Regions from separate parts of the Mus musculus genome. Here region 2 is linked to region 1. A link is a loop called in an ENCODE intact Hi-C map of the cell type or tissue named here. Cell type or tissue: heart. All regions are shown on one strand. Links, peaks and the distances in the headings refer to the core of each region. The heading gives the core; the rest is flanking DNA. Region 1 holds the start of Ppp1r21 (protein phosphatase 1, regulatory subunit 21). Region 2 has its middle 28 kb from the start of Gm31704.

Region 1 (11,244 bases), core at 3,245-11,244:
TAACCCATTTGTGCATGATGTAATTTCTTTTCTACCTGAGCCAATTCCTTATTAACTTGTAAGGTTTGAAATAAATTACTTAGCTCTTGTTTTGTTTTGTTTTGTTTTGTTTTGTTTTGTTTTGTTTGTTTTTTCAAGACAGGGTTTCTCTGTATAGCCCTAACTGTCCTGGAACTCACTTTGTAGACCAAGCTGGCCTCGAACTCAGAAATCCACCTGCCTCTGCCTCCCAAGTGCTGGGATTAAAGGCATGTGCCACCATGCCCAGCTTAGCACTTGAGTAGTTGATACAATTATGAATCTTAGCCAATTAATGTCTCCCAATAATTTTTGGAAATCATTAATAGTTCTTAATTGGTCTCTTCTGATTTGTACTTTCTGTAGTTGAAGATTTTGTAGACCTATCTTATATCCCAGATAATTAGTAGACTCTTCTCTTTGTATTTTTTTTTTTCAGGAGAAAATTGTAACCCCCAACAAGGTAAAATTCTCTTTACTTTATCAAGCATTTTCCCCTCTAAGGTATCTTTATCTGAATCAGCCAGTAATATATCACTCATATAATGATAAATTATGAAGAAACTGCTTACAAATTACTTCTAGTGGCTGTGGTACAAAATATTGGCATCAAGTAGGATTATTTGACATTCCTTGTGGTAAGACCCTCTAATAGTACTTTTTAATAGTTATTAATATATATATATATATATATATATATATATATATATATATATATATATATGTGTGTGTGTGTGTGTGTATAAATATAGTTATTTTAGTAAGTAGGCATTGGAAAAGCAAGCCTTGCTCTATCATATTCATGCAAAAGAATTGTGAAAAAGCAAACTTTTGGGCTGGCGAGATGGCTCAGTGAGTAAGAGCACTGACTGCTATTCCAAAGGTCTTGAGTTCAAATCCCATCAACCACATGGTGGCTCACAACCATCTGTAATAAGATCTGATGCCCTCTTCTGGTGCGTCTGAAGTCAACTACAGTGTACTTATCTATAATAATAAATAAATCTTTGGGCCGGAGCAAGCAGGGACTGAGCAAGCAGAGTTGACCAGAGCAAGCAGAGGTCCTTAAAATTCAATTCTCAACAGCCACATGAAGGCTCACAACCATCTTTACAGCTACAGTGTACTCACATAAACAAACAAACAAACAAACAAACAGCAACCTTTTAACTCAATCATTATAAAAGGCCATGCCTTAGGTAACAATGAAGGCAATTGGATTCCAGGCTGTAAAGAGCCCATGGCTGCCTTATTTTATTGATTACTCTCAGATCTGTTAATAGCCTCAATTTTCCATTTTCTTTTTAATGGCAAATATAGGAGAATTCATAGGGCTGGTGGACTCTTCTATATGTTTAGCCTCCAGCTGCTCTGTTCTAGTGGCTGTAACTTTTTTTGGGTCATAGGCCATTGTTCTACCCAAAACAGCTCTATCAGTACGGCATTTTAGTGGTAGGGCAGTTGGTGTTCTACCAGCAGTGACTTCCTGACAAAAAGTTGAAGAGTCAGGTTCTGCTGTATCCTGCTTATGGACAGCCTGGGTGGCTAAGTTTTCTTTATTAGGAGCGTATCCTCTTTTATAGACTATCTCTGAAGTTGGAGGAATGCTAATCTGTGCTTCCTACTTTTGCAATGGTTTCTTCCTCGTAGATTTATGGCTATATTAGCCATATATGGCCTTAGTTATTCTATTTGATCTTCTGATCCTATGCATTTAATCATGTTAGACTTGGTTTTACTTGAGACACAGTTCCTAGGAGCTGTGTATGTAACCTTTGAAGTGGCTGTGCTGGATTCCAGGACTCTTGTGAAGTTGTTACATCTGTCACTGTATCCACTAAGCCTTCTGCCACTGTGTCCACTAAGTCTTCTGCCACTGTATCCACTAAGCCTTCTGCCACTGTGTCCACTAAGTCTTCTGCCACTGTATTCACTAAGCCTTCTGCCACTGTGTCCACTAAGCCTTCTGCCACTGTGTTCACTAAGCCTTCTGCCACTGTATCCACTAAGCCTTCTGCCACCGTGTTCACTAAGCCTTCTGCCACTGTATCCACTAAGCCTTCTGCCACCGTGTCCACTAAGACTTCTGCCACTGTATTCACTAAGCCTTCTGCCACCGTGTCCACTAAGCCTTCTGCCACTGTGTTCACTAAGCCTTCTGCCGCCGTGTCCACTAAGCCTTCTGCCACTGTATTCACTAAGCCTTCTGCTGCTGTGTCCACTAAGCCTTCTGCCACCGTGTTCACTAAGCCTTCTGCTGCTGTGTCCACTAAGCCTTCTGCCACAGTGTCCCACAAGGCCACATCTCCAATTAGTGCCACTCCCTGAACCAAACATATTCAAACCATGACAATGGTTATAGACCTTTGTTGCTTTATTGGGGGCACAGGCGTGAACCCAGCATGATAGGGAACACAAAGCAAGAAACACACATGCTGGTATCTTCACAGTTCTACAGTGGTAAAAGACATCTACAAAAAGACACTGGGAGAGAGGTAGGGAGGTGTTGTGGAGGTGGTGGGGACCAGGGAAGGCATTGCCCTCAAGGGAAAAGATTCTTATCGGGGCACAGGTGCTAGGGGGATCGACTGAACCAGACCTACTGAGGCTCAGTACAGAGGATCCCAGGAGCTAGGGGATTTTTCTAATGGGAATAGGAATCCACATTTACTCTGTGAAGCTAGGAGGAGGGGTGGAGAGAGGGTGGACAGATGGGGAGACAGAGAGGCCTGTTTTGCAGCAGCCCAGGAGCCTCCAGTGAAACCTCAAGATTGGTGCTCATGGTGGAACTGTGGATCAAGGCCGTATTGGCCTGACTTTGGAGAGCTGCATAGAGACAGAGATCTGTGTCCTGTTGCATAAGCAGAAAGCAAGAAGTGAAGTTCATAGGCAGGTAAGGAAATGAAAAAACCAAAGAGAGCAGTAAGTACAGGAAATGGTGCTAAACAAGAACCATTAGAGAAATGCAAATGAAGGCCAGAATGAGACAGTGCTTTTTAATAATTAGGACAAATTGGACAAGAAATATAGATAATGGCAAATGCTCATGAGGATGTAGAGAATTAAGACATTGTGCAATCCTCAGGAAAACACTGTGGAAAATAGGAGGTTTGGCTCTAAAAGCTAGAACATAAAGTCACCAAATGGAATTCTGGGTTTCTCTACAGCAGGGTGGAAACAGGGATTCAAACAGATATCCATGCATCTGTGATCATAGACACATCCTGTGCAGCAACCCCTAAGTGAAAACAAGCCAGACAGTCAGTAATGGATTATCTTATTTTGCAGTTCTAGGGTTTGAACATAAGGCATCGAGAAACTGAGGCAGGAATATTCTGGGTTTAAGGATAGCCTGGGATAAAGGTGAGACACTGTCTCAGAAATAAACAAATTGGGTAAGGAGAGTGTGCTACGTAATAAAAGGCCCACCAGCTAGCTGTCTTTCTTAATCTTTCCCTGCTGTTTTCTGATTGCCTACTTTGGCGGGCTCGAGAAGTGCTGTGAAGTCTGAATGAAGACTTTGCTTTTCAAACACAGGCAAACACAGGAGCCTTCCCACAACTAAGACAACACAGGTGGATTCTTCTCCGCCATGAAATAACATTCGGCTAGAGGCTCACAGTGTTTCTCATATTTTCTGTAAACCGATGGCATAATTGCTTGTCTACTTAATCAATAGATGTTCTCCAGTGTTCTCAATCTACACTCAGTTGAATCAGTACATTCACATCGTTAATATGTCATACGTTGCTGCAAGCATTAACGTACAAATAGCATTATTCCTGGGGAAAATTCAGAGGTTCTTGATAGCATCTGGTTACATTTTCCTGAACCTTTCCATACATAACCATATTTTAAGTGTACTTTGGTTAAAGGCATGTTATTTGATAGATATTTTTTGCTTCATTAATTTTAAACCAGTGGTCAACAGCTCTCTGCTTCCCCCCCTCCCCTCCCCTCCCTCCCTCCCTCCCTCCCTCCCTCCCTCCCTCCCTCCCTCCCTCCTTTCTTTCTTTCTTTCTTTCTTTCTTTGAGGCAAGGTCTCTCTATGTAGTTGAGGCTGTCCTAGAACTCAGTAAGTAAACCAGGTTGGCCTCAAACTCACAGAGATTCTCCTGTTTTAGCCTCCAAAGTGCTCACCATATTCACTTAACATCCTGGACTAAAGCCTCACAACTTTTGTCATACACGTTGATCTTCATAAAGCTAAAACTAGCCCTTTTTGCCTTAAGGAACATTGTCTAGGGCTAGAACAGGCTTCATCATTGTGCTTGGGGCCATTTGAAATAGCAAACTTTTCAACAAAATAATGCAAAGCATTCACTTAGTATCATCTTGCGGGATGTCAGTTGGGAATATAGGCTTTGGGTCAGTCAGATCTTTGCTACTCTGCCTGCTTGCAGATGCTCTAGTGAGTGTTGTATTTGAGTTACACACACATTTTATGCAAATTTGCAGATTCATTTTGCAGATAATGAATACTGACCTTGAACACAGCATGTCAGAGTCAGCAACAACCAGCTTTTGTTCCATTTCTATGAATTTCTAGAGATCTGTGCCCTCATTAGGTTTGATAACCAACAATTGACAGGATGGTATTGAATTTTGCCTATTTAAGATTTTAGTGTGTGTGTGTGTGTGTGTGTGTGTATGTGTGCATGTGTGTGCCATAGCTTATGTGCAGAAGTCCAAGGTCACCTTGCAGGAGTCAGCTATCTCCTACCATGTGTATCCTGGGACTGAAATCAGTCGTCAGTCTCTATGGCAGGCGCTGTCTGAGCCATCTTGCCAGTCAGAATATTTAAATTCAATCCTCACAATATTTCAATCTCAATAATCTAGAGTTCCCCCCCCCACCAAAACTATGGGTTATTAAAGCCCACCTGCCAATTAACTTTTTCCCATGCCTCAGTCACCCTTTGAAATAGTAAAACATGTAGATATGGCCTTTTTAAAAAAATTGATATTTGGGAGTTCTTTACAGATTTGGACAAGAGCCTGCTGTAGGGTTTGTATGCTGCTATTACCTTCTTCCCCTTTGTGGCTGGCCTTTTTAATACTAGTTGAGAATGAGAATCTTAATTTTAATTTACTCTTATTTACCAACTAGGGTTTTAAAACAATGTGTCTGATCAAACAGCCAGCCAGTCAAAATAAATTTCTAAATTCAGTAATATGAATTCATACAGACTCTCTTGCTAAAGTTGTATGTTTTTCTTTGGAATGTTATTTTCTGGAATGACATTTTTAAAACAATAAAAAAAATTTCCATTCCTATTCAAACCATGGAAATGGATTACACCATTTAATTCTGCCACTTGGTGGTGCTACAGGGAACTAACACTCCTCTCAGGAACGGTTATTCTGGAAGTTTGGATGGCAGTACTTATTTATTAGCAAGTGTAAAGTGTACAGTTTTAGTTTGTACAGGAAACGATACAGGCTGAGCTCTTTGCTGAACAACTCCTGGATTGCTCCCAGATAAAAGAGAAGCTAGCTAGCACAGCTTTCACTTTAATTATACCTCTAAATAATCCACAGGGCTGACTTAGCCTTCCTAGATGCGTTTCCTCCATAATAAAGGTAATAATATTTACTTTAAAAAACCTAGAGAAATCAAGTTGATGCTCCTCTGTCCTGTTTCATTTCCTTCTTTTTCTGCTAGAGGCACCGAACAACCAGTGTTCTAGTTGTCTCTGTGTTTTTACTACATATTCATGTGTTTAAGAATAATGTTGGGCCGGGCAGTGGTGGCACACGCCTTTGATCCCAGCACTTGGGAGGCAGAAGCAGGCAGATTTCTGAGTTCGAGGCCAGCCTGGTCTACAAAGTGAGTTCCAGGACAGCCAGGGCTACACAGAGAAACCCTGTCTCAGAAAAAAAAGAAAAAGAAAAAGAAAAAAACCAGATGGCTCAGTAGGTAAGAGCACTGATCCTAAGGTCCTGAGTTCAAATCCCAGCAACCACATGGTGGCTCACAACCATCTGTAATGAGATCTGGTGCCCTCTTCTGGTGCTTCTGAAGTCAGCTACAGTGTACTTACATATAATAATAAATAAATCTTTGGGCCTGAGCAAGCAGGGACTGAGTGAGCCAGGCCAGCTGGAGTGAGCAGAGGTCCTAAAAATTCAATTTGCAACAACCACAAGAAGGCTCACAACCATCTGTACAGCTACAGTGTACTCATATACATTAAATAAAATAAAAATCGGAATAATGTTACTTCACATATTATGGAGATTATACACACACACACACACACACACACACAGTACATACTGTGTGTGTGTAGTCCAGACTGCTCTCAAACTTGACTTCCTCATGCCTCAGCCTCCCAAATGCTAGGACTGCTGGTATGACTAAACATGTCTGGCTACTTCCACTTCATAATTTTTAAGATTATTTATAGTATATTACAATTCACTATTTTTTTTTTAAAGACAGAGTTTCACTGGCTGGCCTGAAACTTAATATGTAAACCAGTAGAGATCCATTTGCCTGTCTGCCTTCTAAGTACTGAGATTAAAGGTTTATACAGCTGCACCCAGTGCAATTGACTTATTTAGCATAATGTTCATATGTATGTGTTTGTGTACAAATGTAGTTCATTAGTTTCAACTGTCATATTATGTCTCAAGAAACACATATCTTTCTTCATTCATATTATTCTAACAAGAAATACTTCAATGCTATACCTACATTAATCCTCAACAGAACTGTCAAAAATATTTTAAATGAAAAGGAGCAGTTTTTCATCATAAGGTATCTCAAGATATCTAGTCTAGCCGTTTTTTTTTTAAAAACAAAACAAAACATTAATGGTCTTTACATCTCAATGCGTGGTAGAAATTTTCAGAAACTGTATGTTCTTTTACGGCTTAAAATGTTCTGATAGATGAATAAGGGTCAGGGGCGGGCATGTGGCATTTGAGTAGAGAAAGGTCAATGACAAAACACAGAAGACAATGAAGGTTTTCTGATCTGAGAAGGGGAGAAGGGCAAACGGTATAAATATGTGCTAGGTTGGACGGTTTACAGTGTAGCACAAGTCTGGGTATCCAGATAATGAATGAGAAGGCGGAAAACAAGCTTCCAAGAAGCAAGCGACTGACGCTAGGCGGTTGCTATGGCGACTAGGGGACTGGGTAGCCAGAATTCTTGATGTTCTTAGAATGCTTCTCCTTGCATCCTCTGTCTCTCCCTTCGGTGTTCCATCCATTCCGTAGGCACTCATTCTCCTCCCGCTTGATTCTGGCTCGCCCGGAAACGGGTCGCCATCTTCCCGCCTCTTCCAACATGGCGTCTAGGGTCTCAGGAGGGGCAAAAGCACCGCACAGGCGGGTCCGTCGGGCCGCACATGCGCGAACCGGAGCACCAGAGGGCGGGGCGGTGATGTCAAGACGTCGCCCCGCCCCCGGTGGTCGCCCCGCCTCTGGTCCCGCTCCTCCTCCCTCCCGCCTGGAAACCCGGAAGTGGAGGAGGAGGAGGCGCGGCGGCGGCGGCGGTGCTGCAGAAGCTGGCTGAGCCCTGCCCGGGAGGAGCAAGTGTGGGGTTGGGGGCGGGGGGCGGGGCTCGGCAGCCCGGGCGGCCAGGCCTGGACGGGGCGGGGGAGGCCATGGCCTCCGCAGAGTTGCAGGGGAAGTACCAGAAGCTGGCTCAGGAGTACTCGAAGGTACCCATCGTGGGTGGGGGAGACAGGGGTTTCTGGCCCGGAGGCCTCAGCTGGCCGTGGCAGCGATTTGGGATGGTGGGGGGGATGCAGAGGGCTCCTCCTCTCCTCTCCACCTCCTGCTTCCACCATTACGATGCCTCCACCTGCAGCTCCATGGAGATAGGGCCGGGCGGTGTCTGGGTCCGTGTGCGTCTCTGCAGAAAGGAGCTGGAGTTTGAGTCTTCCTTCTCGCTGGACCAGCAGGCTTAGAAATGGAATGACAGAAATCCAAGGCACAGCTCTTGGTGCTAGCCTGAGGGGAAGGGAGGAATGAGGGACCACCCTATGCTCTCTGCTTTCTCAGTTCGCCCGATGATGGGGAAATCACCATCTCCTTTTCGCGAGGAGATGCTTTTAAAGTTAAAACGACTTATTTGCCACCACATCAGTTTGGGAGCGTAAACGGCCTCATTGGGATGGGTGCTTTGGAATACAGATGTTGTCGCCACTGATTTTGACAGCTTGGGTGGTGGGGCTGATGTCTTTTTCTCTTGCACCTTCCTTCCGTGGAATGGGGCAGTGCACACCGCAGGTTCTCCTTAAATACAGAATTATGCAAAACAGGGACCCGGCCTTCTGAAGTGTCAGTCTTTCAAATGGTGAAACCTTTTTCTTGGACAAGGGTGGTGCAGTTTCTGGGTAGGGTTTTCTGCCTGAAGAATATTCTAATGAAGTTATTAAAGCAGAATCTCACGCCTTTGAAAAGGATTCGGTAGTCGTGTTTAATTTCCAATTATCTTGGCATTCACAGAAGCAATGAAAAGATTTCGCCCTTTTTCTAATTTGAAAAAAAAAAAAACCCAAGTGTACGACATCCCCCTTTATGATTTTATTAAGCTTGTATTTGGGAAGGTAAAGTGAAATATAAAGAAATGATACTGGCACCTAAGCGTGCACCCTTAAGTCCTCAGCATCAGATGGGAGCCTTGATGGCATTCAGCTTATCACTCACCTTGTCCACTCCCTTTGTAGTTCCGTCTGAAATCCTCGTAGACTTCTGTGGCTCAGCGCCTGAGATAGTGCATTGTCTTTTGGGGGAGGATTCCCTTGTTTGGAACAGTTCCATATAACGAAGGAGGGTGGGTGGAGGATGGCAGTGCCCAAATTTGCCACTACTATTTTTGGTTGAAAATGTTTCATGCATATAAAGTAAGGGGCCCGATTTCCATCTCTGGAGGGTAAATAACTTTGAAAGTTTGGTTCCAAATGGCCAGTGAGTAGAGTTCCAGAAGGGCTCAGAGCAGTGGCCGTGTTGCGGGAATAATTATATCACCTCCTAAAGTAATGAAAGGCATGGAAAGGTTTTATTCTTTTGGGTATGTTAATGTGTTCAACAAACTCATGTTATATGTGCACCCCGCAAGCAGTGTGCCAGGCTCAGTTGAGAAAGCCGGAGTTCAAGCTGCACAATCACCTTTAATAGACCCTTAAATTAGCGTGGCCTGCAATTATGATACAGTGTAGCAAGTGATGGTCAGCGCAGCTCAGAGGAGAGGTCACTGGGGAAGGGGGAGTTCCTTACACTAGGGAGTAGGGAAGGGGATGAAGAGAGTGGTAGCTTTCCATGTAACTCGGTTAGCCTATGCTGGCTGTCCTGAAAACATCTTAAGATACATGGCAGGCAGAGTGTGGTGAAGGGAGAGTGGGCTAGATCATGAGGGCTGTGGATTTCAGATAAGATGTGTGCAATGGGAAGGTCAAAGAAACCCAACCATCCATCTGTCCATCCACCCGTCTGTCCGTCCATCCGTCTATCTATCCATCTATTTATTAGTGTGTGTGTGTGTGTGTGTGTGTGTGTGTCTCTGTCTGTGTCTGTGTGTGTGTGTGTGTGTGTGTGTGTGTGTGTGTGGGTGGGGTGGGGTGGGGTGATGGTGATGGCGAGGAGGAGGAGACAGCTTTTGGGGGTTGATCTTCTTCTTCTTCTTCTTCTTCTTCTTCTTCTTCTTCTTCTTCTTCTTCTTCTTCTTCTTCGGGGTTGATCATCATCATCATCTTCTTCTTCTTCTTCTTCTTCTTCTTCTTCTTCTTCTTCTTCTTCTTCTTCTCCTCCTCCTCCTCCTCCTCCTCCTCCTCCTCCTCCTCCTTCTCCTTCCTTCCTTCCTTCCTTCCTTCCTTCCCTCCTTCTTCTCCTTCTTCTCCTTCTCCTTCTTCTTCCTCCTCCTCCTCTTCCTCCTCCTCCTCTTTCTCCTCTTCTTCTTTTCTTCTTCTCCTCCACCATGTAGATTCCAGGAACTGTACTGAAATCATCAGGATTGGTGACAAGTGCCATTAATGGTTGAACCATCTTGTCAGCTTCCAAAGGTCTCTTTTACTGAGGGAGTAACATTACTCTTTGGAAGGAAATTGGTAACCATATGGTAGATAGGCTGGAATAGAGATGTTCGGTTGTTGGACTACACTGGGAAGAAAATGTAGGCTTAAGTAAGTAAAGTTGGTATCTGGAGTGGAGAGGAGAGTTCAGGAGTTTTGGTTTAACAATACGTTTTTTTTAGCTTACCGGTTTTGAGAGCCTGCTTCCTTCATACCACTGGGCTCAGGAAAGATATGAACAGGGTATAAACTGTTTGTCCTCAGGTCTCTTCAGGACTTGGTAACTAAGGGAAGACACAGAGTTTGACAAAGCTCTGAGGTGAAGGATTGTGCTTGCCATAACCAAGCAAGGTCAAGTGGGAGCAAAGCGGTGTTTTAAAGATGTAGACTTGGAATTTAGGGATGCAGAACACGTGAAAGTTGCATGTTTCCTATGTTAGCTTGAGTTGATGTTGAGAATACTTGATGAAAAAATTTTAATGGAGCTAAACTTGCTAAAAATGGGGTTAAAGATTAGTTCCTTAAAATATTCTGTACAGGTGAACTTGGAGAGTTAATGAGGGTACAGCTGTAGAGAACACCTGTAGGAATGATGTGCTAAGGCGCTTTGCTCTGCTGGACTTGGGGTCATCTCCCCTGTTGGGCCAGATCATTTCTCATTCTTTCGTGTCCACTGTCACAGACATTTCTGAACATAGAAACCATAGAAACAAAAAGGCTGGGTGAGGTGGCTCAAACCTGAGGCAGGGGGGTTGCTGTGAGTTCTCTATGTAGACCAGCTTTGGCTACATAGAGAATTCCAGGCCAGCCTGTGCTATAATGTAAGACCAAGTCTCAAGCACACACACACTTGCACACACGCGTGCTCTCTCTCTCACACACACATACACACACACACACACACACGTGCTCTCTCTCTCTCACACACACACACACACACACTCACACTCACACACACACACACACACATGCTCACACACGCACACGCATGCATGTTCGCTCAGTTGCATGTTCACACATACACAGACAGACACACTGGTCAAGGACTTGATGTTGTTTTATTTCCTGTCCGCTGTACTGTAAAGCAGTTTCTAGATTAGGTCCTTCTCCTTGATAGCCTTGTGCCTGGAAGAGGTGTTTTACCTGTTAATTCCCTTCCCTGGTGCACAGATACTGGGCTGATACTGAAGGGCACTTGTAT
Region 2 (11,479 bases), core at 1,770-9,769, 68 kb after region 1:
AGAACCGCAGTGACGAGGAATCATTTGTTCTGTATCCCAAGAACTCAGTTCTCCTACACACAGAGCTGTTGCTTCTGGAGAGGCGGTAAGACACTGTTAGGTGAACTGAGATGACTTGTAACATGGCACTCTAAGTCCTTGACCATCATCACAGTTAATATCAGAAACACAGGGTTAGGCTTTGGATGCTCAGGGCCCCTCTTGTAGACCATTTTGAAGACTATAGAATCTTTAAGTATAAGACATGCCTGGTGCTAAGATCAAAAATTCAGGTGACAGCAGATGCTGGCGAGGATGTGGAGAAAGAGGAACACTCCTCCATTGCTGGTGGGATGGCAAGCTTTTACAACCACTCTGGAAGTCAGTCTGGCAGTTCCTCAAATTGGACATAGTACTACCGGAAGGTCCAGCAATACCTCTCCTGGGCATATACCCAGAAGATGTTCCAACTGGTAATAAGGACACATGCTCCATTATGTTCATAGAAGCCTTATTTATCATAGCCAGAACCTGGAAAGAACCCAGATGTCCCTCAACAGAGGAATGGATACAGAAAACGTGGTACATTTACACAATGGAGTACTACTCAGCTATTAAAAACAATGAGTTTATGAAATTCTTGGGCAAATGGATGTATCTGGAGGATATCATCCTTAGTGAGGTAACCCAATTACAAAAGAAGTCACTAGATATGCACTCACTGATAAATGGACATTAGCCCAGAAACTTAGAATACCCAAGATACAATTTGCAAAACTCAAGAAAATCAAGAAGGAAGACCAACATGTGGCTACTTCATTCCTCCTTAGAATGGGGAACAAAATACCCATGGAAGGCATTACAGAGACAAAGTTTGGAGCTAAGACAAAAGGATGGACCATCAAGAGACTACCCCACCCGGGGATCCATCCCATAATCAGCCACCAAACCCAGATACTATTGCATATGCCAGCAAGATTTTGCTGAAAGGACCCTGATATAGCTGTCTTGTGGGAGGCTATGCCAGTGCCTGGCAAATACAGAAGTGGATGCTCACAGTCATTTATAGGAAGGAATACAGGCCCCCCCCCACTCCCCAATGGAGGAGCTAGAGAAAGTACCCAAGGAGCTGAAGGGGTCTGCAACCCTATAGGTAGAACAACAATATGAACTAACCAGTACCCCCAGAGCTTGTTTCTCTAGCTGCATATGTAGCAGAAGATGGCCTAGTTGGCCATCATTATGAAGAGAGGCCCCTAGGTCTTGCAAACTTTATATGCTCCAGTACAGGGGAACGCCAGGGCCAAGAAGTGGGAGTGGGTGGGTAGGAGAGCAGGGTGGGGGGAGGTTATAGGGAACTTTCGGGATAGCATTTGAAATGTAAATAAGGAAAATATCTAATAAACAAAAAGCAAAAAATTTAGGTAAATATAAAAACAAACAAACAAAAAAGACATACCTGGTGGAAGTTGGTCACTGGGTTATATTGCCCACCATCCAGCCTGCTCTTTCTGCTTCCTGGACCACAGAGATGTGAACAACCCTGGCACGTAGTAGTCTGCCACTGTACCCTCCCTTCCGGGATGGTAACATCTCTCTAGACCCAGTAGTCATAATAAAACTTTCCTCCCTTGAGTTTTTTTCTGCCAAGTATTTAGTCACTACAAGACAGAGGTAACTAGCATTTGCATTAGAAACAAACAAACAACAACAAAAACTAACAGACCATAGCATCGGCAAGCATGTGGAAACAACCAGAAACAACTAGCCTGAAGCCCCAAATGAGAGCAACCAAAAACTTCTTCAGCTGATTGGAAATCTTCTCTAGTGTAAAAATCCCCAAGTGGAATAAGGTGTGCGATGTGTAGTTATGAAGGTTAGCCTGCATTTCTGTATGAGCACTGTGGGCTTGCTCGGTGCCGTGGAGATCAGGAGAGAGCCAATTCTCTGGAACTGGAGTTATGGATGCTTGTGAGTAACTGTGTCAGTTCTGGGAACTGAACCACCGTCCTCTGCAAGAATAACAAGCTCTCTTAGCTGCTCATCGATCTCTCCAGCTCTCCCATTCTTAAAGGCCTCAAGCTGCTCTACAACTTTAACCTGAAGAGAAACCATAGATGGACATAATGCTGGGGAAACACCTGAGGCCACGCCAGGGAGGGTCGTCCAGTCTGTGTACGGAGAGAAAGCCTCTGTCCTCAGCTGAGAGCCATGTCCTCAGATACCGTGGTGATGAATGGGAAGGCTGTCACCAAGCAGACTCCTCTTGCCTTACATTTCTGAGCAGTTTAGTAATTAGTTCCAAATTAGGAGGCTAGCTGGCAATTACAGTTCTGTTCTTCTAAATCTTTTGGAGGAAAGGCAAGAGAACTTTTGAACAACTCTTCCATGAAGAGACTAAGAAAACTCAGCAGAAGAAACACGGCAGAGTTTCCATCAGTGGAGGGGCCTTGAAGGCAACTCCCCAATTGGAACCTCGTTGTTTATTTTGCTGGGGGCTTTACTAATTCCTGAACTCTACCCCAGTCCTTTCTGAAACAACAGGAATATCGTGGAATGGCCCAGGAAGGAGGTCTTGGAGACCCAAGAATAGAAACAGCATAATATAGTCAACAAGACAATGTAAGATCCTGTTCAACTATTAAACACTAGTCTCCCTTGGCCCGCCTGCCTCCCTCCCTCCCTCCGTCCCGCTCCCCCACCCTTCCCTCCTCCTTGCTAGGCCCTGAGCTCATGGTCTTCTGTCCTCAGCCTCCTGAGTGCTATAGGCACACATCGTTACCGTCTTCTCTATATTTCTTTAGGTCATCTCTTCAGTTGAGCTAATTGGACTCTTCCCACTGTGTTTAATGTTTGTAATCTACCACAGTGTACAGCAGTAGGTGCCGGAGGCAGGGAGCAGTCCTAGACTCAGACTGTTGCTGTTGAGCAGTGTACCTTGTTCGTGGAAGGCTGTCAGTAAATGCTCGTCAGATACTTCCTAATCATGGGCCATGGACCAGCTGTGGTCACCAGCCATCGTAGCTCAAGGCATGCCAGGAATGTCATCTTCATGGTAAAAGAATGCCAATCCATGGCTGGTTGGAATTGATATGGTTGCTTTGGGTTGGCATTCTGAGTGAAAATGTGGGCTTTTTAGCTCAGGAAATTCCCATCTGAAGTGTATTTGAATTTCCTCAGGAAAGGCCTTAGAAAAGTTACTTAGCTCATCTCAGAATGCTTCATGCATGTGAAATGTCTTTGTTCTGGGTGCTTTTTTCCTTAAAAATACTTTTCCCAAAGCCATCACATTGTCTTGACTGGTTCTTGTCATCTAAATAGAGACTATTGCTGTGAAGTTTGAGAGAGGACTAATGTCCTCATTAACCATTTGAGACCAAGCCTTGCCCTCCTCTTGAAGGTATGTTGATTTTAATAGCTGTAGCTGACTAATCCTGAGGGATCTACCAGGTCCTCCCCACAGAAACTTTGGGGGATCTCCCTGTGATACTGGATCCTGAATTCTTCGAATCCTGGCGATGGGACAAGCTACTTCAATATCGTTTCCATTTACCAAGTTTTCTAAGGTCACAAAGACAATACCAGAGAAGGTGTTTAAAACAGAATCTCACTGCTGTGTGAATTCAGGGACCTCCTTAAAAGCCCTCAGTGGTTTCCATGGAAAGGCTGTCGGGAAAAGGAACGCTGTGTGTAACGAGGTGTCCTCTGAGGATCTGAGTGTGCAGCAGGCAAGAGTAGCTGGAGTACAACAGGGTCCCCACTGGTGGCGTGCATGGCAGCGGTGGCTTGGGTGAGGAGAGGCTAAGCAGTTTACCACCAGACATTAATACAAAAGGACTTTGCCAGAGAGAATCCTATGGAGATAAGTGTCCAGTGTATGCCAACAGGCCAGAAAGAAGAAAAGATCTGCAAACGCCGCAATCTCCTGAATGATGCAGGGTCACAGAAGGGCAGGGACACGCCAAGGTAAAAGAGGAAGCAGTTTTCAGTTAACTGGAGTAGCCATCAGAGAGTTTCATGTCTGTCTGCTCCCCGGAAAGTGTCAAAATTTCCATGAGATTTCTTTCACCAGCTCAGCTACCCTGCTAATTAAGGCCACACTGCTTCTTTCAAAGATGACATAATTTATAAGCTGGGCTCAGAAATCTGTTGTAGTGGTAGTAACTTTCCCAAGTGTGTTGTTTTCTGTGTGCCTCTTCAGTTAGCTATGGCATTTCTGAGAGGGACTGTCCCCTCCAAACACCCCCTCAGCCCCAGAAGCTGGTGGTAGACACAAGGGACACAGCAACAGTAAAACTCAGCCTCTGTTGGTTTTTGGTTTTGTTTGTTTTTATTTAAACCTGGTGCTCTGGGCTAGAGAGGTGACTCTGTGGTTATGAGCACTGTGTTGCTATCTGGTTGTCAGCCCCCATGTTGGGAAGCTCACACCTGCTTGTAACTCCATCTCCAGGGAAGCTGATGCCCTTTTCTGGCCTCTTTGAACACACTCACGCCCACATACCCTCCCATGGACACACAAACACACAAAACAGGGTACTGGAGCGCAAACACCAGGCTTTGTGTGGTAGGCAAGCATCACCCAGCCATGTCTATCCAGATCCACCTGTGGAGGCGAGGGGCCTTCCTTCTGTTTATTTGTTTAGTTCTGTTAGTGTTATGCTTTAAGCACAAGCACAATTAGAAATATTACCCAGGGAATGATATTATCCCAAGTGTGCCGGACTGTGTGGTATGAGGCGCCTGTGCCCTCTCTGGAGCTCCATGTCTTCCCTGAATCCGCATGGTTGGACAAACTACCTGATTATCCTTCCCATGTCACCAGGTTTTCCAAGGCCACAGAGACTACACAAGGGAAACGCTGCTGCTGGTGGTGTGTGTGTGTGCGCGTGCGTGCGTGCGTGTGTATGTGTATGTGTGTGTTGGGGGAAGAGGGTACACTGGAAACCAATTAAGGAAGAGACCTCCTCGTCCACATCCCTCGTGCACTCTCCAAGATGCACGCCAGAGGCGCTGTGGTGTTCCCGTCTTCGCACACCGCTCGGCCCATCACTCAGTCACCTGGTCATCTGTGCGCCAGATGAGCATGGATTTCCTCACCAACCCTCCTTCGCTGTGGACGCCGGCGCCTCTCTGCCCGGGGCCTGACTGCAAAGAAAATGGAGGCCCTCGTAGATAGAGGCTTCCAAAAATAATTTGGTGAACTCCGTCCAGCCTCCTTTTTAGGGACTACAGACTCGCCCAAGACAGCTGATTCCTGAGGGAAAGTGGAATGTCCAATCTCACACCAGAAAAAAGTCTTTGGGGAACCTAGGTTGGAGAAACAAGCAAGAAGGGAGGATCCCGCAGGAAAAGAGAGGGGCGGGGACTGGAGGAGGGGCCCGGGCGGTGAACACCTCCCCCACCCCCATCCCCACCCCGCCAGTCGCCCGGGCCCTCCTCCCCCTTCTCCCTCCCTCCCCTCTTCCCTCCCCTTCCTCCCCTCTCCTCTTCCCTGTGTGGATGGCCTTGGCCAGAGTCGGAGCCCCAGCCGCGCTGCCCGTGAGTGATAATAAGGAGCCCCTCACCAGGGTGGGGTCGCTCCATTTCTCTGGAGTTTGAGGGCGGGGGTAGAGGGCTTCTCTTTTCTCAACTCCCGACGGGCGATCAGAGCCGGCGAGGGGATGGGGCCCCGCCGGCTTCTCTCTGCCCTGGGCCTGATTGCCAAGAAAGAAAAGTACAACTGTACAACTGCACCGGACAGTCAAGTTCGTGGGCAGAACGGGGCGGGGACTGTAGGAACGAACCCACGCGTGGTCACCGCCACCCAGACCTGGGCACCATCCCCTGTCTACCAGGGCAGAGCTCCTTCAGAACTCTGGATCCTCGCACCTACGACCCCCCACCCCCGACTCCTGCAGTCTTCCTGGCTCCTGTCCTTGGTGGTCCTGTCTCCTCCCACCTCTGGGTTCACCTCCATCCCCTCTTGCCCTCAGAGATCACCAGCCAGGCCGAGCCTGTCAAGCCAAGGGGTCATGCACACTTTGCTCCAATATTTGTGGCAGGAAAGACATGCGCCAGGATTTGGCATGTGGAGTTTGTGGATGCAGAAGGAGTTGAGACTATAGTCCTTTACAGGACTTAATTATTTCTATGGTTTGGTAGCACCCACCCTAAATATCTAGTTATCTATGGTCTATCTATTTTCTTTCCAACTGTATGGCACCCCACCAATGACAGTTAATCTAATTAGATGGCAAAGCTCATAAAGAAAAGCAGAATTCTAGCCCCCCATTTTTGTTTTTTTTGTTTTTTTTGTTTTTTTTTTTTTTTGTTCTGGGGGGGGGGGGGAGGTGAGATGGCTTAGGTGGTAAAGGTGATTGCTGCCAACCAAGCCTTGACAACTTGAGTTCAGTTGCTGGTGATCTAAATGGTGCAGGGAGAAAAGCCACGCCTGACACCGTTCTCCACATTCCACCCGCGGCACTCTCTATCCCTCCTCCACTGCCAACACTTAAACAAACACAACACAAAACAAAAGCAACTAGCAATAAATAAAAACGTGGTGCGGAGGCTGGAAGTAAAGATTTTAGTCTCCGCTCCACTGTGTTTAGTTTAGTTTAGTTTAGTTTAGTTTAGTTTAGTTTAGTTTAGTTTAGTTTTTTAGACTCCTCTATAAGAGGCCTGTTATAGCCTCCTCCTGGCTGAGGGCTTTAGTTTGCCCGACTTGCTTGGGCAAGAAAGCTGTTGTCACTCCCCTTAGCCTGCCCATCTGTGGGGCGCCCTGTAGCTGTTTTTCACTTTCTCTCCCCTAAGCAGGAGGTGCAGACAAGTGAGAGAGTGATGGAGGAGTCTGGAGCAGAAGGGCCACAGATTAAAAAAAAAAAGGCAGTGCACTTATTTTAGCCCCGTGGCTGTGGCTTCCACGGAGTTCTGATTGGGCTGGAGGGCTGTTTAGTTCATTTGTGTGGTTTTTATGTCGGGTTTTATTATGGCTGAATCAATGTTTCCATGACGGGCTTGGTCTCTGGGCTCTTCCAGGCAGCCTGCTGATTTCCACGGTGGTAGATAGAGTCTGGAGTAGTTTTTGTTGTCCTTCTGCCTGTGTTTTAGGGATCCAGTGAGGTTGATTGTCTCTGCTCACCCCTCCCTAGGCATCAGAGCTGCTGGAGGCAGCCAGGGCCTCACCAGAGCTGCTCTGTGTGAGGGGAACTGCAGGGAGCACGGCACCTCACTGTGTGGGGAGCACACACTTCCTTGCTTCTTGAGGGTGTTTATGTGTGTGTGGGGTATGTATGTGCACACAACTGTGGAGGGTCTACCCTCTAGGAGGATGGTGTGTGTCCTGTTTATTCCCCTGAGACAGGGCTCACTGTTTTCCCAACAGACTGGCAAACTCTAGCAAGCATCCTGCCTGTCTCTGCCCAGGTATGCCTAGTTCTTGCCAAATTGATGTGGGTGCTGGGGCTCTGCCTCCAGGGCCTTCAGTTAGCCCCTAACTGATCTGAGCTTGAGCTACTACTCTTCTCTGTACAAACAACATTGGGATCATAGCACACGCTGCAAACGACGCTTTGAGGCAAGTCAGGGTATAAATAAAGATTTAAAAGAAACTTTGGAGACTATTACTGCTTTTAGTACACTGAGGATATGTGGCTGTCCTTGAGACATCTGCATCACTCACTCCCTGACTTAGGGGCTCAGCAGAAGACAGGGCAGATAGAAACGAAGAACTGAAGGATGGGAGGTGTGCTAAGAACACTTACATGAACTCAGCGGCAGTAAGGCTACCTGCACAAAACTGGGCCCACTGAGGATCAGGGAGAGGCTCCTGAGTCTCTGTTCTTCCCTGACAAGCTTTGGATGATCAGTGATCTCTAGGGGATTTTCCTCAGTGGTGCAGTTATCGGTAGGTTGACTAAAGGCACCCCCTACCCATGCTAAAACAAGCAATTGTGATAAAGTGCAATGGAACACACACACACACCACACACACACACATACCACACCACACACACACACACACACACACACCCCACATACATACCACACCACACACACACACACACACACACACACCATACCACATACACACACACACACACACCCCTATAGAGGTATACTTGGGAAGAATAGCAGAGGGAGGAGAAGGGGTCCGAGGACGAGGAGGGGCATGATCAAAGTATATTTTCTATATGTAGGCACTGTGAAAGACTAAGTACAACAACAACAACAACAACAACAACAACAACAAAAGGATTGTAAAAACTGAATTCATTGAAAATGGGGGAGCTTGTTTTAAACAGGATGCGTCACGTCTGCCCAGTTTGACAGTCCCATGTTTGTATCAGTCAGTTAAGGTTTTGTCAGTGGTCTTGTAACATCATAAAGTGTTGGGATATCCTTGATTTGAATGCAAGCCCTCAAGTGTTGAACTTGTTTGCCCTCATTCCCTAAACAAACAATGCACCCTGATAAGAATCTCCAGTCTCTTCCTGTTACGGAGAGTTTCTAATCGTTTCTAATCGTGAGTTTAAAGCCCTGGAAGCCAACTTTATACTGTTTGGAAAACCCTGCCTACCTGGCAATGTTCCCTTCTGCGCCCATCATGGATGGATCTAGTTAAATAGAGTAGTCCGCCACGCATCCAGCAGCAAAGGTGAGCTTAGCGTGGGCTACACAGGAAGCTGGAGATATCAGAAGACCACAGAAGGCCCCTGACCTCAGGATTGAACAGGTTGGATAGTGAGGTGGAGTCACATCTCCACACAGCCAGGAGAGAGTCAGTCACCTTCTGGCTGTGTCAAATGGGTTAGAAATAGATAAGGTCTGTGACCTCCATCAAAAGGCAAGAAGGAAAGGGTTGTTCAAAGTAAACTCACCCAGAGGAATGGTACGTGGCCTTTAAATGCTACCCTGTACAGGATACTGAATTATACGGGAGATGCTCAGAGAGCAGGGGTGAATTTAAATAGCAAGTTATGAATTAGAAAGCACTATCCTTTCACTCTGAAAATACACCCGTGACAATTGAAATGCTATGCTTTGAAACGGTCTCGGGGATTATAGTTGCTCTTGCTTTTCTTCCTGTTGGCCCAGGTTCCTCAGCTTTTGACAGTAATGATAGCTAACATTCACCAAGTATTAAACACTCACATGGAGTATTTCGTTTTAAAAGTCTTTGAGGTAAGAACTATTATTATTTTCATTGTGGGATTCAGAAACCAGGATTAGAGGGGAACTTGCCCAGGGCTGTACAGGTGCTAAGTGTGGGAGGCAAATCTCAAATTTAGGTCAGCGATGAGAGTCTACACACTTCAATCTCTACTATTCCTGAACAATATTATTATTATCAATATTATTTTAGAAAAGTTTCCTTGCTTTAGTAGAGTCAAATATTTTGATTGCTTATAAAATGCCTCCACCTTCCAAATCCTTTTTTTTATTTTCCCCCACTGACCCTTTTCCTAGGAAGTTGTTGAGAATTGTTCCACACTTACAATTGTGAAACAACTTTACCCCATAAGATGTACCCAGAAATCTCTGGGAGCTCTCCAGCCTGACTGGAGTTCCTGGAACCCATGGGACTGGAGTAGCTGGGGTGCAGGGCTGGCATTTTGAAGCAGGCCAGGCAGATTGGAGCTGTCTGCCGGGGTGTGTGCTGCTCTTTGCCGCCATGCCAGTGGGATAGGTAGAAAACCTGGTTGTGTGTTGATGCTTAGTTCTGTGTAAACATGACAATGAAAACCTGGCTCCATGGGTGACCTCATGCATTGGCAAAGTTGGCTAATTTAATGCACATTGGGGGATATTTGGTGTGAATCTTAAGTTCAAATCCCATAGCACTGCCCTCTGTCTCGGGGAGGCAGGAACTGGAGGTCACTTTATTCTTTCCCTTTATGGTACCTACCTAAATGTCCTCAAAAACATCTGCTGTGTCGTCATTGCCTCTACCCCCTGAAAAACCTTGTCAGATTTCATAATAAGGCTCCCTCCCCCCAACATCCCCCATTCCTCAGGGAGAGATTTCTGGAAGAGTAATGATTCTAATAATGGTGACCTCATTGAACATACATTTTGGTCAAGTGCTGTGACACAAGCCTTTAATCCCAGCACTTGGGAGGCAGAGGCAGGTAGATCTCTGTGAGTTCCAGGACAGCCAGGGCTAAGACTGAATACTGTTCTTGCAGAGGACCTGAGTTTGGTTCGAAGCACTCACGATAGGTGGCTCACAACCACTTGTAACTCAGGCCCCAAGGGATCTGACACCCTCCTCAGGCCTCCGTGGGTGCTGGTGCTCACACACACATATTCACACACATACACCATAAAGCAATAAATAGATGAATCTCAAAAAAAAAAAAAAGTAGAAGTAGAAGAAGAAGAAGAAGAAGAAGAAGAAGAAGAAGAAGAAGAAGAAGAAGAAGAAGAAGAAAAAGCAATATGATGGTCAAGGGCCTCCTGAATTATCCTGATTAGACTGATATTTGAGATCTTGATTATATTTAAGAAATAAAAGATTTCTTTCTGGTCTCAGAGGTGGGATGCGACCCTTTGGACATTTTGCCTGGGCTCTCTAGTGGGAGCTGTGACCCTACAATTATCCGTGTTTTATCTTTTTTGTTTTGTTTTGTTTAGTTTTTCGAGACAGGGTTCCTCTGTGTAGCCCTGGCTGTCCTGGAACTCACTCTGTAGACCAGGCTGGCCTTGAACTCACAGCCTGCCTCTGCTTCCCAAGGGCTGGGACTAAAGGTGTGTACTGCCATCTCCCAGCTGAGTTCAGTTTTCCCCATCAGTATTTCCGTTTTCATAGTTGAGTAACCTTAGTTTTTTTTTTTTTCCTCTGTCTCCCATACTTAAGATAAAAATAACAGCTCCACCCGAAGTATTATTGAGGAGATAATACACAATAGAAAGAGAACAGCCCGGGACATACCAGAAAGTACAAAACAATTGCTGTTACTATTATGGATTTAAAGGATTTATTGGCCGCTTTGTTTTTTAGCTTATATAAATCAATTTTTGTCTACTTGCGTGCACACAGACACAGAAATTTCTGCTGAGAGTTTTACTATAACTACATTTAATTTATACAGATGACTTTTCTGCATCTCTGGGAGTTGAACCCAGACGCCACACAAGCTACAGCTGAGTTTTGTCCGTGGCCCTTTTTGTTTATTTTGAGACCAGGTCTCACTAAGTTTCCCAGCTTAGCCTGTATGTAGCCCATGCAGGTCTTAAAATTTGTAATCTTCCTGCCTTAAAATCTCCTTGGTGGATGGGATTATAGGCTCGCACTCCAGACCTGGTTTATACTGACATCTTAACAAGATTAGATCTTGAGACTTCCCATATCCTTAAAAAAGATTTATCACCACAATCTTCATTATCATTCTTACCATTGTGTGTGTGTGTGTGTGTGTGTGTGTGTGTGTGTGTGTGTGTCCCGAGCATGCGTTGGGGGGTCCTGTGTGTCATAGCACAAATGTGCTGCTTGGAAGGTAACTTGTAGAGTTGGGTCTTT

The links. Peaks named below come from ENCODE experiments on the same cell type or tissue, not always from the same donor. Only the 100,000 strongest peaks of a DNase experiment are listed, where the experiment ranks them.
Region 2: it touches region 1 in a loop (4-fold over the local background); 6 of 42 quality-filtered maps call a loop at or near these places.

The regions. Positions count from the first base shown.
Region 1 is chr17:88,522,628-88,533,871 of GRCm38, forward strand. Ppp1r21 (protein phosphatase 1, regulatory subunit 21) reads left to right here and starts at 7,497. Exons shown (of 22, transcript NM_028658.4): 1 at 7,497-7,691. The coding sequence starts at 7,635. In heart, for the core only: a CTCF peak has its summit at 5,337 (motif pointing right); a DNase peak (open chromatin) is centred at 7,414; H3K4me3 peaks cover 1,986 bases; H3K27ac peaks cover 1,277 bases; H3K27me3 peaks cover 388 bases.
Region 2 is chr17:88,592,225-88,603,703 of GRCm38, forward strand. It overlaps a transcript of Ston1 not described here. Among named protein-coding and RNA genes, the nearest start is that of Gm31704, 28 kb to the right of the region's middle. In heart, for the core only: a CTCF peak has its summit at 4,997; DNase peaks (open chromatin) are centred at 4,498, 5,107, 5,467, 8,603 and 2 weaker places; H3K4me3 peaks cover 2,953 bases; H3K27ac peaks cover 3,226 bases.